Regions from separate parts of the Homo sapiens genome. Here region 1 is linked to region 2. The links are chromatin loops, found by intact Hi-C in ENCODE. Cell type or tissue: endothelial cell of umbilical vein. All regions are shown on one strand.

Region 1 (8,000 bases), 230 kb before region 2:
CTTAACTAAACAACTAGCAGTGAAAAACCATTGAAATGAAGTGAGTTACTAAAGATTCTGTGTCACCAGAATGCACACAGTCTCCTTGCATTAGGTTAAACCACTCACATGGCATTTCAGATGGGCCTTGTGGAGAGTGGATCATTTCCCTCAAACCTATAAATAACGTTTTTTGTTCTTCCCCAACCACCTCTTGTAGGATGAAGTCATTGCTGTTTCCGAAAAGGTGATTGTGAAGCTTGAAGACCTGGTCAAGTGGGTACATTCTGATTTCTCCAAGTGGAGATGTGGCTTCCACGCTGGACCAGTGAAAACTGAGGCCTTGGGAAGGAATGGACAGAAGGAAGCTCTGCTGAAGTACAGGCAGTCAACCCTAAACAGTGGACTCAACTTCAAAGACGTTCTCAAGGAGAAGGCAGACCTGGGTAAATATGACTTGTAATTTTAAATCTAATGTGTGGGCGTATATAGTAACTTTTCGGTTGAAGATTTTTCTGGAAACACTATCATTTATATATAAATGTATTTCAAATTTCTTTAACCTCAAAGGGTCCTAAGAATATGGATGGAGAGATGACTGGATGGGTAAGGGATGAGTGTTACCTGTTGGATCAAAGGACCTTTTATGTATGGACCCTTGTGCTGGGGTGATACAGTGGTTCTAAACAATTTTCAGTGTGATGTCAAGGCATACAATTTAATTAGAGCACCTAAAATTGAATTAATGAAGAGTTTAAATACTTGCTATAAGTATGTAGTATGACATCTATTAACACCATGTCCCAATTTCATGTTTTACATTGAGTGGAAAACAAACTGAGGAAAAGGGATGAGTTCCTCAATGTGGAGCAAGAGAACAATGTCAAGCCAGGGGATCCACTGGTTGGCAACCAATGGCATAGGTTTGCTTGATCTTTTAGTGTTCAGTGGTACCATCAACTATATATATATATATATATATATATATATATATATATATATATTTTTTTTTTTTTTTTTTTTTTTTTTTTTTTTTTTTGCTTCCCTCTTCCACTGTAAGTTTAAAGGAGAACTTGGGCTTTGGAGTAGTTGTGCTGATTGGTGTTTACATACTAACTCTGCTGCTTCTTAGCTGTATGGCCTTAGGCAAATAATTTAACTTCTAAGCCTCAGTTTCCCCATCTAAAAAATAGGGGAACTTTACAGGGTTATTGTGAGATGTGAGATAGAAGGGGTAGAGCACATTGACTGGCATAAAGGAGGGGCTTCATAATTAGTTCTATTGCTTTTTCTTAACACTTTCTTCTCCAGTGACATTTTGTGTCCTTTCATTGCTTTTTTTTTTTCTTCTGTTTGTATTCCCGTGTCATTCACTGATTTATTCTCCTAGCATTGCCCAAGACGAAAATTGTTGTCCTCTGATTTAGACTAGTTATTTCCTCTTTAGGCAAAGAGGAACTGCACTTTAACATATTAAGGCATCTTTTTCTTTCATTTGCGCACAATGCTGATTTTTGCAGTCCTATTTTACGCCTTAATGTGACAACTTCCTGGTTTTTTTTTTTTTAAACCCAGAACTTAACTATTACAACAAACCTAGGCAATTTATTTTAATTGGCATAAAGAGACTGAATAACACCAGTAACTGACTGTGGCTTTCATGTGACCCTGGTTTGTGATGAGCTGTGCTGTGTTTTGGGAATAGCATTAATATTTTCTTGCAGTTTGAGTTTAACTATCAACGGTTTCCTGGCATCTTTTGGTTGATGTCAGACAGTAACATTTTAGATATGGCAGCCTGATTGTCACCTGCACATTTAGAGACAATTATTAGACTAGTGGTTTTCCTTCTAAAGCCAAAGAGTTTTTTGATAATCTTCCTATATATACTGTTACACCCCCCAGTTTTGTGAACACACAATAACTAGTCTTATGACTTGCGGTAATGCTGAATAATACATCTGTTGTGTTACTTTCCTAATGTATGATCTAAGTTGTATTACCATTGTCTTATGTTTTCCTTAACATTAAAACCTTTCTTTTGTTTGTTTAATTTTGTGTGTGTGTGTTATGGAATATACTGTTACTAATAAAAAATTAAACAGGAAACCCACAGGGGACAAAAGGATGTGTAGATGGTTAAGCTTGATGTCACACATATAAACAAGAGTATTTATAGCAAGGTTTATGTTTAAAATTGTGTTTAAAATGGATAATTTATTAATGAACAGGAAAATAAGTCTAATTTCTTAATTCCACCCAAAGAAATAAAAGGTTGATCCTCTTGGATTCTAAAAAAAAAGAAGGTCCATATTCTACCTTTTTGCAGTTGATTCCAGAAGAAATTGGTTTATAGTGAATATTCACAGTACTTGCAGGTGGTTTGGCCTGGAAAATCTAGATGAGTGGTTTTTAAATTTAGTTGCTTATTAGACTCAAGAAAGAAATTTAAAAAACAATACTGATTACTGAGACCAGCTTTTCTAGATTCTTCATTCAGTAGGAGTAAGGAAAGGCCAATGAATGTGTATTGATAAAAAGGTTCCTGGCCGGGTGCGGTGGCTCACGCCTGTAATCCCAGCACTTTGGGAGGCCGAGGCAGGTGGATCACCTGAGGTCAGGAGTTCAAGACCAGCCTGGCCAACATGGTGAAACCCCATCTCTACTAAAAATAGAAAAATTAGTCACGTGTGGTGGCAGGGGCCTGTAATCTCAGCTACTTGGGAGGCTGAGGCAAGAGAATTGCTGGAACCTGGGAGGCAGAGGTTGCAGTGAGCCGAAATCATCACACCTTTGCACTCCAGCCTGGGCGACAACAGCGAGGCTCTGTCTCAAAAACAAAACAAAACAAAACAAAAAAGGCTTTTAGGTTGAGTCTGATTTTGTTTGTTTGTTTTGGTCTCATTTTGGAGACAGCTTTATGATTAGTGCTGAAGAAGGGAAAATGATCAACAGGAGAGTTGATTGGGAGGCTCTCTCCTGGGGCACAAGAAACACCATGTACTTAAAAAATTTTTAATGTAAAATACCCCTTTAAGGATAGAATTTAGGGCCTTGAAATTCTACTCAGTTGCTATGAACTGTGGGGAATTTGAGACAAATAGCTTTTGTAATTGGAATGCACACTGTGTTGTAATAATGTGGAAAGAGAAACAAAAACTTTCCTTAATGTAATGAGTTTCCATTATCTGCCTAATCTAAGGTTTGTAAGTCTACATTGTCAGGATTTATATTGAGGAGATAGGGGGTGTCATTTTCTGTACACATTCCTGTCCCCACAACTTTCTCTTCAGCCTCTTCTATAACATCAAAATATTTGTTGTCTGTACTTTTCTTTCTCCGCAGTGGTTTTCTTATCTCCTTTTCTGTTGGTCACACTGAAACCACCTCCAATACCACATTGTTAATGGAAATTCACACACTTATTAGGTTTTTCCTTCTGTAGAACCCTTCCAACTCCTCATTGTTCTTACCAAAGAAAGAAGATGAACTGTGAGATTATTTGAGGCCCCCCCCCTTTTTTTCTGGTGGAAGTAAGCAAAGAACGGAAAGATCTCACCTTTCTATGGATAAAGTAAAACTCCAACATGTTATCGTTTTTTAACTGAGTTATTTCATAATGTTGAAACATGAATAATAACAAAATAATTAGATTGGTTCTTAGAGAAGGGATTTTAAAATATAAAAGCTCATTAAAGCACTTTTCTTGCTTAGTGTTTAGGTAGAATAAGTTCGCTTTAATTCCAGTTTGTGTCACTTCCTGTCTCTCTCTGAATAGTAAAAAAAAAAAACAAGAATGTTCTCACAAATGTGTGTCTGCCAACAAATTAATACTCCACAAAGAGAAACTCTGCCCCACATGGCAGCTTCCAATAAATGCTCTGATTCAAATCACAACTCTTTCATTTTTTTTTTATCCCCTTCCCCCTTGAGGGAGCACATTTAGACAATATTTGAGGATGTCATCTTTCTGCTTTTTAAAACTCTCTAGAGTTTTCATTTAAGACTCTTAATGGTTGATGACTAAAACTACAGATCTGGATAGTGGAAAAACTAATAATCTTAAAAAACACTTCTGAAATGTGGTAAAGTGCATTCATTCTCTTCCCTCCTCTTTGTCCTTTTCAAAGAAAGAAAGTTCAATATGAAACCAATGCAAATTATGACTTTACTCAGTGAGATATTTTACCTTCTTTCAGACTGTTTCATACTGAAGTTTATAAAAAAAAAAGAAAAATAACTATGTTAAAATAGGAGGGTTAAGGAATGTATTATTCATAAGCATAATGAACACAAGAACCTGTTTTTCCAGAAGAATTGGGTTGATTAAATCATTCACCACACAAGCCTCTAGTTATTTATTTTTGTCTTTAGAATTACAGTACTTAGCTTTTATAATAAAGTGGACTTGATACCCATATTTGGTATGGCAGTTGAAAGTAGTCAAATGAAGAATTATTTCATTTTACAAAATTTTTAGTAAGTAAGGAATATAAACACTATCAGTTAAACATAGCAAACTTGCATTTTTTTATTCCTTGGGCTATAGTTTGAAAAAAAAATCAAATTATTTTATGTAACACTGATTCTTACAGAGTTCCTTTAAGCGAAGTATGAAAGCTGCAGTGTAAGCTTTATTGGCCTATAAATATGTCATTATAGTTGGACTACATTTATATGCTTTGGATTGTTGTTTAAGCCAAGAAAATATGTCTCTACAGGTTGACTTTTTATTGAAGCCCTTTGAGGCATACAACAGAATGTATTTTAGGCCAAGGTTATTAAAACAGCATTTTCATTTTTTTGCAGCAGACTCATTGTCAATTATGCTGCCACAAACTGTCTGTGGATGGGCAGTTATGAATGGTTTCATCTCCAAATGTGTCTTTAGAAAAAGAAAGAAAAGATAGAGGAGTCTGAGCTGAAACTGAGAAAAAAGACCCAAAGATTATGTGTGGGGGTCTGGCTGAATTTAATGATGGGGGTTCCCTCAGTTCAATTTCTGTTTCTAAATCTGTCCCATCAAATTGAGAAAGAGTAGCTTCCCCCTTTCTTCTGTTGCTGGGACTTTCACTGTACTTTTTGGGAGTCAACAGCATGGTGGGGTTAAAAGAGCAGAGGGTGGGCTGTCAGGAGAATCTTGGCTCTACATGTAGATCTGTCACCACTGGAAAAGTCACTGGAAGACACTGTATGATTTTTTACCTGAGTGCTCTCATGAATTTATTAGGATTTGAAGACATGCCTCTTATTGGAACAATCCTTCCTTCCTTTCTAGACTTAAATTTTATGTGTATATATTTTTTGTTTTTTATTTTTTTCAGTGAAGAGAAATAACTTTTATTAATGAGAGCAATGAATTCTTAATTCTCAGCCACAAAAAAAGATAAAATACAATGAGATTTTCAAATGTAAAATAAAATATCTGTACTCACTTCATTGCTGCAGAGATAAAGTGAAATATTATTATACAGCTCTAAGGTGACATGAAAAGAACACAACTGTTCAACCAAATGGCTCAAAGTAGGTTTAAATTTTATGTGTATATTAAAGAGTCTTTGGAAGGTATTTGTTGTTTATATTTTACTTTGGATTGCTGGTTTCACTCTGCCATTTTCCATAACACTGCAACTTGAGAAGTTTCTTAAATGATATATTGTTTATACATTCAGCTTTGTTTTGTCTAAAATGGGCAATAATATGTACCTGGCTGTTTCTCATTGGATTTTTGAGAAGACCACCTGAGAACAAATTAGTTAATATCTATGGAAACATTTGTGATACTGAAGTCTAAAGTGGTATTATTAGTACATTATTATTATCAGAAGCAGGTTCTGTATGATAGGGAGCCATGTGGTACAAGGTTAGCTTATTTGTCCCTTTTGAATTTCCCTAATCACACACACATTCTAGTAATTTAGAACAGGGTTTACTCTCATTACTGTCTCCCTCGATAGAAAACTATTATAAAAGTCCTTTAGGTTTTTGCTTGTTTATATGTATATATATAAATACATATTATATATGACTATTATTTTAATATATATTTATTTCAAATAATAAATGTATGTAATATATACCATATAACATAAACATTTTATATATTTATATATTAATATATATTTATATTTTATAAACTTTTATCCTCCTGAAAATTCTGTCAAAATAAACTGAGCCATAAGTGGCCAGTTGTATAGGATATCTCAAATACTCTTGGTTAAAAATTAGCTGTAGTTTTTGCTTGGAGATTCTGGAGGCCTCGTATTGCAAATGGTTGTTTCAGATCACTTTTGAGTTTGATATGTCAGGCAGCTTCCTGAGATGTGGACATGGGAAGGATTCTCACTTTTTGTTGAAGAAAACAATATAAATGTCTGTAAGAAGCATGCTAAATGCAGACATCTTGTCATAGAGACTTTTCACTGCTAATGAATTTACTAGGATTGGAAGACATCCTTCTTACTGGGACAATCCTTCCTTCCTTTCTAGATTTAAATTTTGTATGTATATTAAAGAGTCTTTTGAAGGTATTTGTTGCTTGGATTGCTGGCCTAAGTCTACTATTTTTCTTAACACTGCAACTTGAGAAGTTTCTTAAATAATATATTGTTGCACTATACTATTCATGAATATCATGAAGAATCATTACAGAGCAACCTTCTAACTAAAACGAATTTGGGCCAGGCGCAGTGGCTCACACCTGTAATCCCAAAACTTTGGGAGGCCAAGGCGGGTGGATCACAAGGTCAGGAGTTCAAGATCAGCCTGGACAACATAGTGAAGCCCCATCTCTACTAAAAATATAAAAATTATCCGGGCATGGTGGCATGCGCCTGTAGTCCGAGCTACTCAGGAGGCTGAGGCAGGAGAACTGCTTGAACCCAGGAGGAGGAGGTTGTAGTGAGCAGAGATCACATCACTGCACCCCAGCCTGGGCAACAGAGTGAGACTCTGTCTCAAAAAAAAATAATAATAATTTGGCCTTTATAGTATCCTTAAGTTCAACATGGAAACTAATTACATACGAGACTTATCAAAGACTTGTAAAGATACTTTCCAAAGGATTTTCTCTCTGACAATATTGTTGTGTTAACCATGCATTCGTTAAAGAATTTTATCATAGCCCAATTAACATTGGAGGAGATACTCTCCAAGTACCCACATGACTCTTCAAGAGATTGCCTCATGCCGTTATAATGTGACAACCCAAAGGACTTTTGATGGAGTACAAGAATCTGCATCCAAGATATTCAGAGTTTTAGAACAGCTTATTACCAGTATATCTTCTCACTTACTTTCTTTTTTTTTTTTTTTTTTTTTTTTTGAGACAGGGTCTCACTGCATTGCCCAGGCTGGAGTGCAGTGGTGCGATCTTGGCTCACTGTAACGTCTGCTTCCTGGGTTCAAGCAATTCTCCTGCCTCAGCCTCCCAAGTAGCTGGGATTACAGGTGCCCGCCACCATGCCCAGCTAATTTTTGTATTTTTTCAGTAGAGACGGGGTTTCACGATGTTGGCCAGGCTGGTCACAGACTCCTAAACTCAAGTGATCACCCGCCTTGGCCTCCCAAAGTGCTGGGATTACAGGTGTGAGCCACTGTGTCCAACCCAGTATGTTTTCTAAGAAACTAGGAATACATATGGTTATAACACATAGGAATAAGATTATTCATTTCATTTGAAATTTAAATTTTGGCTTGACCATCTAATTAAATAGTTGAATATTGCCTTGTAATAGTGGTAGAATGAGTGAGTAAAAGTGGCTCAAATAAGTAATATTCATTTATGCTGTCTACACTCAGCCATCTTGGCTATTCCTGCTAGAAAAGAGGTCTTTGTGAAATCTGACCAAGTCTGAGCCAATCAACAGCTGGTCGTTGATAATGCTGCCCAGGTACTTGTACTGCCATCACTCATGAAGGCACAATCCAAGTTAAGACCCTTTCATTTGGAATTACTGTTGACCTGAGGATTTTCTAGTGTTTCCTGCAGCCACGAAAGCTTCTTAGAATTCCAGGTTCAT
Region 2 (8,000 bases):
TTCTTTTTTTCTATACATTTTAAACTATATTTTTTGCTTGATGAAAGCCAGAAGCATATGTAAATGCATCTGATTTTTTTTTACCATTATGTTTGAGTTTTTCTCTTTCGTGAAAATAAATTGAGGATCTAGGTTCACCTGAAAATGTATGAGCTGAAACCTATAATCAAATCAATACATAAATAATAATACAATACAATTATAGCTTGAATTCTTTGTTGCTGGCCTTAGCCCTATTTGGTCTTTAGCTTAAAAGAGACTATATTTTGAAATGGAAAAGAGAGATCAGTTCAAAATAGCCAAATGTAAGAATTATTCATTAGAACATCGAGAAACATGACTTTGTATCCTGAATCCACCCACTACTGTTTCCATTTGTAAATTTCATTATTCTGTTAAAAAAGATAAGTGATATAATGCATGTATATTTGAAGTAGTACTTTGAACTCCCCAGAACTTAATAATTCAAAGTATTACAGTAAATTCTCATTTATTCTGAATCCAAACTACCAGAAAGCTGAAATAATGAGAATTTTTTGTACAATTTATAAAATGGTAATGTCCCTGGAGCATTACAAGATTCTAAATTCCTTTGAACAGTCACAGAAAGATTAAATTTTGTTCAGCATAATTTTCTGGTAAGAATGTTTGATAGAGTTCTAATTCTTTGAAGATAGTAATTAATCCATGTGTAGCCTATGGTAATTCTTTTTTAACTTCAATATAAAAATAGTATCTTTGCATTTCCAGAAAACCTTGGTCTTGTATTTCTAGCTGATAAGACCCTAAAATGTATGGCACATCATAAACCTTACAAAGGTTGAGAACAGATCACATATGTCCTACCTTACCATATTTTAGTTTATTTTTATGTTTTTTAGAGATAGGGTCATGCTCTGTTGCCCAGGCTGAAGCGCAGTGGCATGATAGCTCACTGCAGCCGCGACTGCCCGGGATCAAAGGATCCTCCTACCTCAGCTTCCCAAGTAGCTGAGATTAGAGATGAGTGCCACCAAGCCAGGCTATTTTTTTTTTTTCTGCTATGTGGCCAAGTCCGGTCTTAAACTCCTAGACTTAAGCGATCCTCCTGGCATGGTCTCCCAAAGGTCTGCGATTACGGGTGTGAGCAACGGCAGCAGGCAGGCAGGTGGTACCTAACTATAAGTGATTCAATGTGGTTGCAAGTAAAAGAAACCCACTCAAACTGGCTAAAGGAAAAGATAATATTTAGTAACGTGACACTGGGCTCTTTTATAGAACTCAAGCCCATCTTCAGGCATAAACTAGAACCAAAGAATGGAGATCTGGGAAACCCTAGAAATTTGTGCTTTTCTGTCTGTCTCTCATCTTTTCCCCTCTTCGTGTATCTGCTTTATTCTCTTCACAGTCTTCAAACCAACTTCCCCTCTTGTTCTCTCCACTACGTGGGAAGTTGGACCCTTTATGTAATTTACATCATACACTATGGGGTCAGGCTTTAGATAGACATTAACACGCTTTTGACCCTACTTGAATTGTAAGGGGAGAGTAAGATAGGCCCTGCTGGGGTCAAAATCCACACCCCATACCGCTACCCATTAACCCTTCTATCCCTCAATACACTGATCCAGGGAGGAGAGGAAGGATGATAGCCTAGGTAAAACAATAACCTAGGCTATCCTCCAATATCCTTCATGGATAGAGGGAGAAAGAGCAGTTATCAGAGAAAAGGAATCAGTGTGAGCTGAGAATCTACCAACAGTTCTCACACTTGTTTTTCTCGGAATCCCTTTATAGTCTTAAAAATTACTGAGGACCCTGAAAAGCATGGGGTTATAGTTACCAACATTTACCATATTAGAAATTAAAACTGAGAAATTTAAAACCATTTAATTTTAATCCATTAAAAATAATAAACCCATGATGTTAATACTGAGATAATTTTTTATTTTTTGAGATGGGGTCTCGCTCTGTCACCCAGTCTGGAGTGCAGTGGCGCGATCTCAGCTCATTGCAACACCAGGGTTCAAGCGATTCTCCTGCCTCAGCCTCCTGAGTAGCTGGGACTACAGGCACGCGCCACCATGTCTGGCTAATTTTTTGTATTTTTAGTAGAGACGGAGTTTCACCATGTTAGCCAGGATGGTCTTGACCTCCTGACCTCATGATCCGCCCACCTCGGCCTCCCAAATGCTGGGATTACAGGCGTGAGCCACTGCGCCTGGCTTGATATAAATTTTATTTAAAATAAATATATTTGGCTGGGTGTGATGGCTTATGCCTATAATCCCAGCACTTTGGGAGGCCGAGGTGGGTGGATCACCTAAGGTTAGGAGTTCGAGACCAACATGGCCAACATGGTGAAACCCTGTCTCTACTAAAAATACAAAAATTAGCAGGGTGTGGTGGTGCATGCCTGTAATCTCAGCTGCTTGGGAGGCTGAGGCAAGAGAATCACTTGAACCTAGGAGGCGGAGGTTGCAGTGAGCCTAGATCTTGCCACTGCACTCTAGAATGGGCAACAGAGCAAGACTCCGTTTCAGGAAAAAAATAAAAATAAAATATATATATATATATATATATATATATATATATATATATAATAAACATAAATATTTTCCAAAATAAAAAGAAATTAGTGAGAAAAGTAGCACTGTTTTACAGTTTTGCAAGTTTCTTTAATGAGTGGCTTGATAAGAAATAGCTGTACTCTCATATCTGCTTTTGCATTTACTCTGTTGTGATATGTTATTTTGGCTGAATATATTTAGAAAACTGGTTTTACACAGATATGCATTTGGGAAAGGGAGGAGTATTTTAGTAGCCTTTTCATATAATCATAGATATTCTTTTTTGTTACTATACCAAAGTCTGACAAATAATAGTTGTAATACAGAATCTGAGATCATATCAACTAACATTTTGTACTCTGTTACAGTAGTATCCATTGGTTTATCTTGCACTTTTATTCAGGCATGATCATGCACTGGCCATTTGGAAAATATTGGCTGACTGAGTTATAGAGATTTTCCAAATGTTGATACATTTTATTATGCGACGTAAAAAATCATATTTTCTAATATCACTATCAATTTATCAGAAGAGTTTTTAAGTATTAGGAAGCTGTCACATTCATGGTGACAGATACAAGTTTTCTAAAGTTCTAATTTTCACTTGAAAGAATACATTTTAGCATTGGCAACAAATACTGTCAATTTTATGTCTTATGACAGGCTGACTTCATTCATTTTTTAAAAAATGTCTGCCAAATATCCAAGTATAAATAGCCATAAGTTGTCTGTCAGTTGCACCTTCAAGTAAAAGTAAGTTTCTATTTTTTTTTTTAAAGGAGGTTAGTTGCGCTCACAACTCAGGCAACCACACAAGTGCTTCTCCTTGAAACAATTGTTCTTTGGTATGCAGAAGAAATACTTATGCATACTTCCTCTTTCACCACACAGAATATTAAAAACATGTAATCAAGGGTTACTGTTCAATAAAATTAATGATTTTTAACTGTTCCATCAAGGATATTAAATAAAACTGTCTTTTTCTTTCCCTTTGAGTGCACTTCAGTGAAGAATATGACTACTAATATAGCCTTGGCGTTTCTGCTAAGGCACCAAAAGTTTTATCCAATATAGCCTTTTTATCATCAGTGCAAATGTCAACATAATGAAGAATGCAAGTGACTTTTTTTTTTTTTTTGATACGGAGTCTCGCTCTGTCGCCCAGGTTGGGGTGCAGTGCCGCGATCTCCACTCACCGCAAGCTCCGCCTCCCGGGTTCACACCACTCTCCTGCCTCAGACTCCTGAGTAGCTGGGACTACAGGTGCCTGCCACCATGCCCGGATAATTTTTTGTATTTTTTAGTAGAGACGGGGTTTCAGCGTGTTAGCCAGGATGGTCTCGATCTCCTGACCTCGTGATCCACCCGCCTCGGCCTCCCAATCTTTTTAGTGCTTTTATAAAAATAGTTTTGCCCTCTCAGATCATCCAAAGGTGTCAGAGACACACCCCTTACCTGCCCCTACCACCAGAGATTTGTGGACCACGCTTTGATAACCACTGTTATATGCCAACCTGCTAAACATGGATTCACATTAACTGAAATCACTGAGCAATTTAGAGCAATTTATTATTTTGGTATATTATCTTCTTGACAAAAAAAGGAAATATACATCCATATTAAGTGGGAAAACATCACATTTTAAAAACGATAAATTATAACTTTTTAGTAATCAGTTCTAGGGGAGAATTAAAACACTCAGACTGGTAAAGTTGGTTAAAAAAAAAGCAAACAAACGAAAACAACCCTCAGAGCTGGTGGAGTTCAATGTTATACCCAGTGGAAGACTATTTAGAACAATAAATGCCGTGGTTTCTGTTTGATGGATTACTTTGCAGGAACTGAGAGGGCCATGCAATGAGCCATGTGGTATGGCAATTTTCCAAATCACATAAAATTAAAAATGCAAGGAAATCCTTAATGCTTAAGTTACCACAAACAGGTTTGTGAATTAAAACAATAACAATAAAAGCAATAACACAAAACTAAATTTTCAGAGGAGGCAGTTACCACATATAGTACTGATTTGTCATCACCAGTATAAACTTACTAACACTCAGAGATCCAGGGCTAAGGAAAGAGGAGTTTAATCCAAACTCAACCATTTACTAGCTGTGTAACCACGAGCAAGTGTCAGTATACCTGTTAGGTCTCAGTTTTCACATGTGTAAGATAGGAGTAACAGTCCATCCTCGTAGTATTGTTATATTACATGACCTGATGTATTTAAAGTGTTGAAAAGTACGTGGTACAGAGTAGACAGTAAAAATGTTCCTGTGAAAGTTTTAGGAGGTAGGTAGTAACACAATAGAGAAACCGCAAAGCTTATCTAACAAGATGGCCTTTACTGTACACCCTAAAGAAACCACTAAAACAACAGAGTTGGATCTTAAAAAGGCAATAAGGGTGATACATGAAATAATTTTAAAAGCCTAGTTAATCCAGAAAAAGGCAGAAAAAGAAGAACAATGAACTGATGGGACAAATAGAAAACAGCAAGATGATAGATTTAAACCTAATCACATCAATAATCACATTAAACATAAATGATCTAAACAGCTCAATTAAAAAGCAGAGACTGTCATATTAAAAAACAAGACCTTAGCTGTATAATGCCTACAAAAAACTTGCATTAAATACAAAGAACAAATGGGGTTAAATGTAAAAGGATGAAAAGAGATAACCATGGTATTACATGGAAAAGAAAGAAAAAGAAAGCTGGAGAGGCTATGTTAGTATCAGAGGAAGTAGTTCAGAGCAAAGAATAGTGCCAGGGAGAAAGAAGGTCATTTCATGATGATGAAGAGATTGGTCCATCAGGAGAACATAAAAATCCTAAATACTAATGAACTAGTAACAGATTTTCAAAAGACATTAAGTAAAAACAGATAGAACTGCAAGGAAAAATAAATCTATAATTCGAGGTGATTTTAATGCCTCTCTCTCAATAATAAACAGGTAGATAAAATTCAGTAGGTATATAGAAGACTTGAACAACACAATCTGTCAACTGAATTTAATTGATACTTAAAGAACACTCCACCTAATAACAGCAAATTAGACATTTTTTTCAAGTGCACATGAAATATTTACAAGGACAACCACGTTCTGGGCCATAAAACAGATCTGAATATTTTGAAAAGAATTCAAGCCACAGATAGTATGTTTTCTAACACAACAGTATTAAATTAGAAATCAATACCGGGAAGATCTTTAGAAAATCTACAAATATTTAGAAATTAAATAACACTCTTCTAAATAACTCATGATAAAAGAAGGGATGAAAGAAATTTTTCTTGATTTGCATTTCTCTGATGGCCAGTGATGATGAGCATTTTTCATGTGTCTTTTGGCTTCATAAATGTCTTCTTTTGAGAAGTGTCTGTTCATATGCTTTGCCCACTTTTTGATGGGGTTGTTTGTTTCTTGTAAATTTGTTTGAGTTCATTGTAGATTCTGGATATTAGCCCTTTGTCAGATGAGTAGATTGCAAAAATTTTCTCCCATTCTGTAGGTTGCCTGTTCACTCTGATGGTAGTTTCTTTTGCTGTGCAGAAGCTCTTTAGTTTAATTAGATCCCATTTGTCAATTTTGGCTTTTGTTGCCATTGCTTAACCCAAATGTCCAACAATGATAGACTGCATTAAGAAAATGTGGCACATATACACCATGGAATACTATGCAGCCATACAAAATGATGAGTTCATGTCCTTTGTAGGGACATGGATGAAGCTGGAAACCATCATTCTCAGCAAACTATCGCAAGGACAAAAAAACCAAACACCGCATGTTCTCACTCATAGGTGGGAATTGAACAATAAGAACACATGGACACAGGAAGGGGAACATCACACACTGGGGCCTGTTTTGGGGTGGGGTGAGCGGGGAGGGATAGCATTAGGAGATATACCTAATGTTAAATGACGAGTTAATGGGTGCAGCTCATCAACATGGCACATGTATACATATGTAACAAACCTGCACGTTGTGCACATGTACTCTAAAACTTAAAGTATAATGAAAAAAAAAAAGAAATTGGTTTTTTTTTTTTCACCATGGAGTGTCGCTCTGATGCCAGGCTGAAGTGCAGTGGCACAATCTCGGCTCACTGCCACCTCCGCCTCCTGGGTTCAAGTGATTCTCCTGCCTCAGCCTCCCAAGTAGCTAGGACTACAGGCTTGTGCCACCATGCCAAGCTAATTTTTGTATTTTTAGTAGAGACGGAGTTTCACCATGTTGGCCAGGATGGTCTCAATGTCTTGACCTCGTGATCTGCCCACCTAAGCCTCCTAAAGTGCTGGGATTGCCACCACGCCTGGCCGAAAGGAAAATTTAAAAGTGTTTTGAGGATACGTGCGGTGGCTCACGCCTGTAATCCCAGCACTTTAGGAGGCTGAGGTGAGTGGATCACTTGAGGTCAGGAGTTCAAGGCCAGCCTGGTCGACATGATGACTCCCCACCTCTACTAAAAATACAAAAATTAGCTGGGCGTGGTGGCATGTGCCTGTAATTCCAGCTACTCAGGAGGCCGAGGCAGGAGAATCGCTTGACCCTGGGAGGCAGAGGTTGCAGTGAGCCGAGATTGTGCCACTGCACTCCAGCCTGCGTGACAGAGTGAGATTCCATCTCAAAAAAACAAACAAAAAAACCCCAAAATGTGTTTTGAATGGAATAAAAATGAAAACACAGAGGAATAAAATTCGTAGGATGATGCTAAAGTTGAACACAGGAGAGAACTGATGCACTAAGTGCCTGTAGTAGGTAAGAAGAGCAGTCTCAAATCAGCTTCCATCTTAAAAAACTAGAAAACATAAAACAAATGAAATCCAATGTATACAGAAGAGAAAGCATAGAAAGCAAGTAGAAATCTGCGAACTTGAAAACAAAGAAATAAAGAAAGTTGATAAAATCAAAACTGATATTTTAGATCAATAAAATTAATAAACCTCTAGCCAGAATAGTCAGGAAAAAAATGAGAAGAAATTACCAATATAAGGATAGAGAGGTGACACTACAATAGTGTCTACAGATATTAAAAAGGTAATAAAGGAATATTACAAACAATGTTATGCTAGTAAATTTGAAAACCCAGAAGAGATGTATAAATTCCTTGGAAGATACAAACGGCTAAAGATTTCTCAAGAATAAATAGATAAACTAAATAGCTCTACACCTATTAAAGGAATTAAATTTTTTGTTTAAACTTTCAAAGAAAGAAAAATTCAGGCCCAGATGGCTTTACTAATGAATGCTATCAAACATTTAAAGAGAAAATAATACCAAGTTTAGGCAAGCTCTTCCAGGAAATTGAAGAGGATGAAATATTTTGCAACTCATTCTTTGAGGTCAGCATTAGCCTGATTCTGAAATCTGACAAAAACATACAAGAAAAGAAACTACAAACTCAAATCCCTCGTGAACATGTAAGCAAAAACGCTGAATAAAATTTTA

The links. Hi-C counts contacts between places; a loop is a spot of excess contacts. Peaks named below come from ENCODE experiments on the same cell type or tissue, not always from the same donor. Only the 100,000 strongest peaks of a DNase experiment are listed, where the experiment ranks them.
Region 1: it touches region 2 in a loop (3-fold over the local background); 2 of 110 quality-filtered maps call a loop at or near these places.

What each region holds. Positions count from the first base shown.
Region 1 is chr10:61,939,984-61,947,983 of GRCh38, forward strand. ARID5B (AT-rich interaction domain 5B) reads left to right here. Exons shown (of 10, transcript NM_032199.3): 3 at 200-425. Among named protein-coding and RNA genes, the nearest start is that of ARID5B, 42 kb to the left of the region's middle. RefSeq lists an enhancer at 146-275. In endothelial cell of umbilical vein, no CTCF peak of the experiment used is centred here; DNase peaks (open chromatin) are centred at 3,338 and 3,798; H3K27ac peaks cover 1,507 bases.
Region 2 is chr10:62,167,567-62,175,566 of GRCh38, forward strand. No RefSeq gene overlaps it. Among named protein-coding and RNA genes, the nearest start is that of LINC02621, 88 kb to the right of the region's middle. In endothelial cell of umbilical vein, no CTCF peak of the experiment used is centred here; a DNase peak (open chromatin) is centred at 4,425.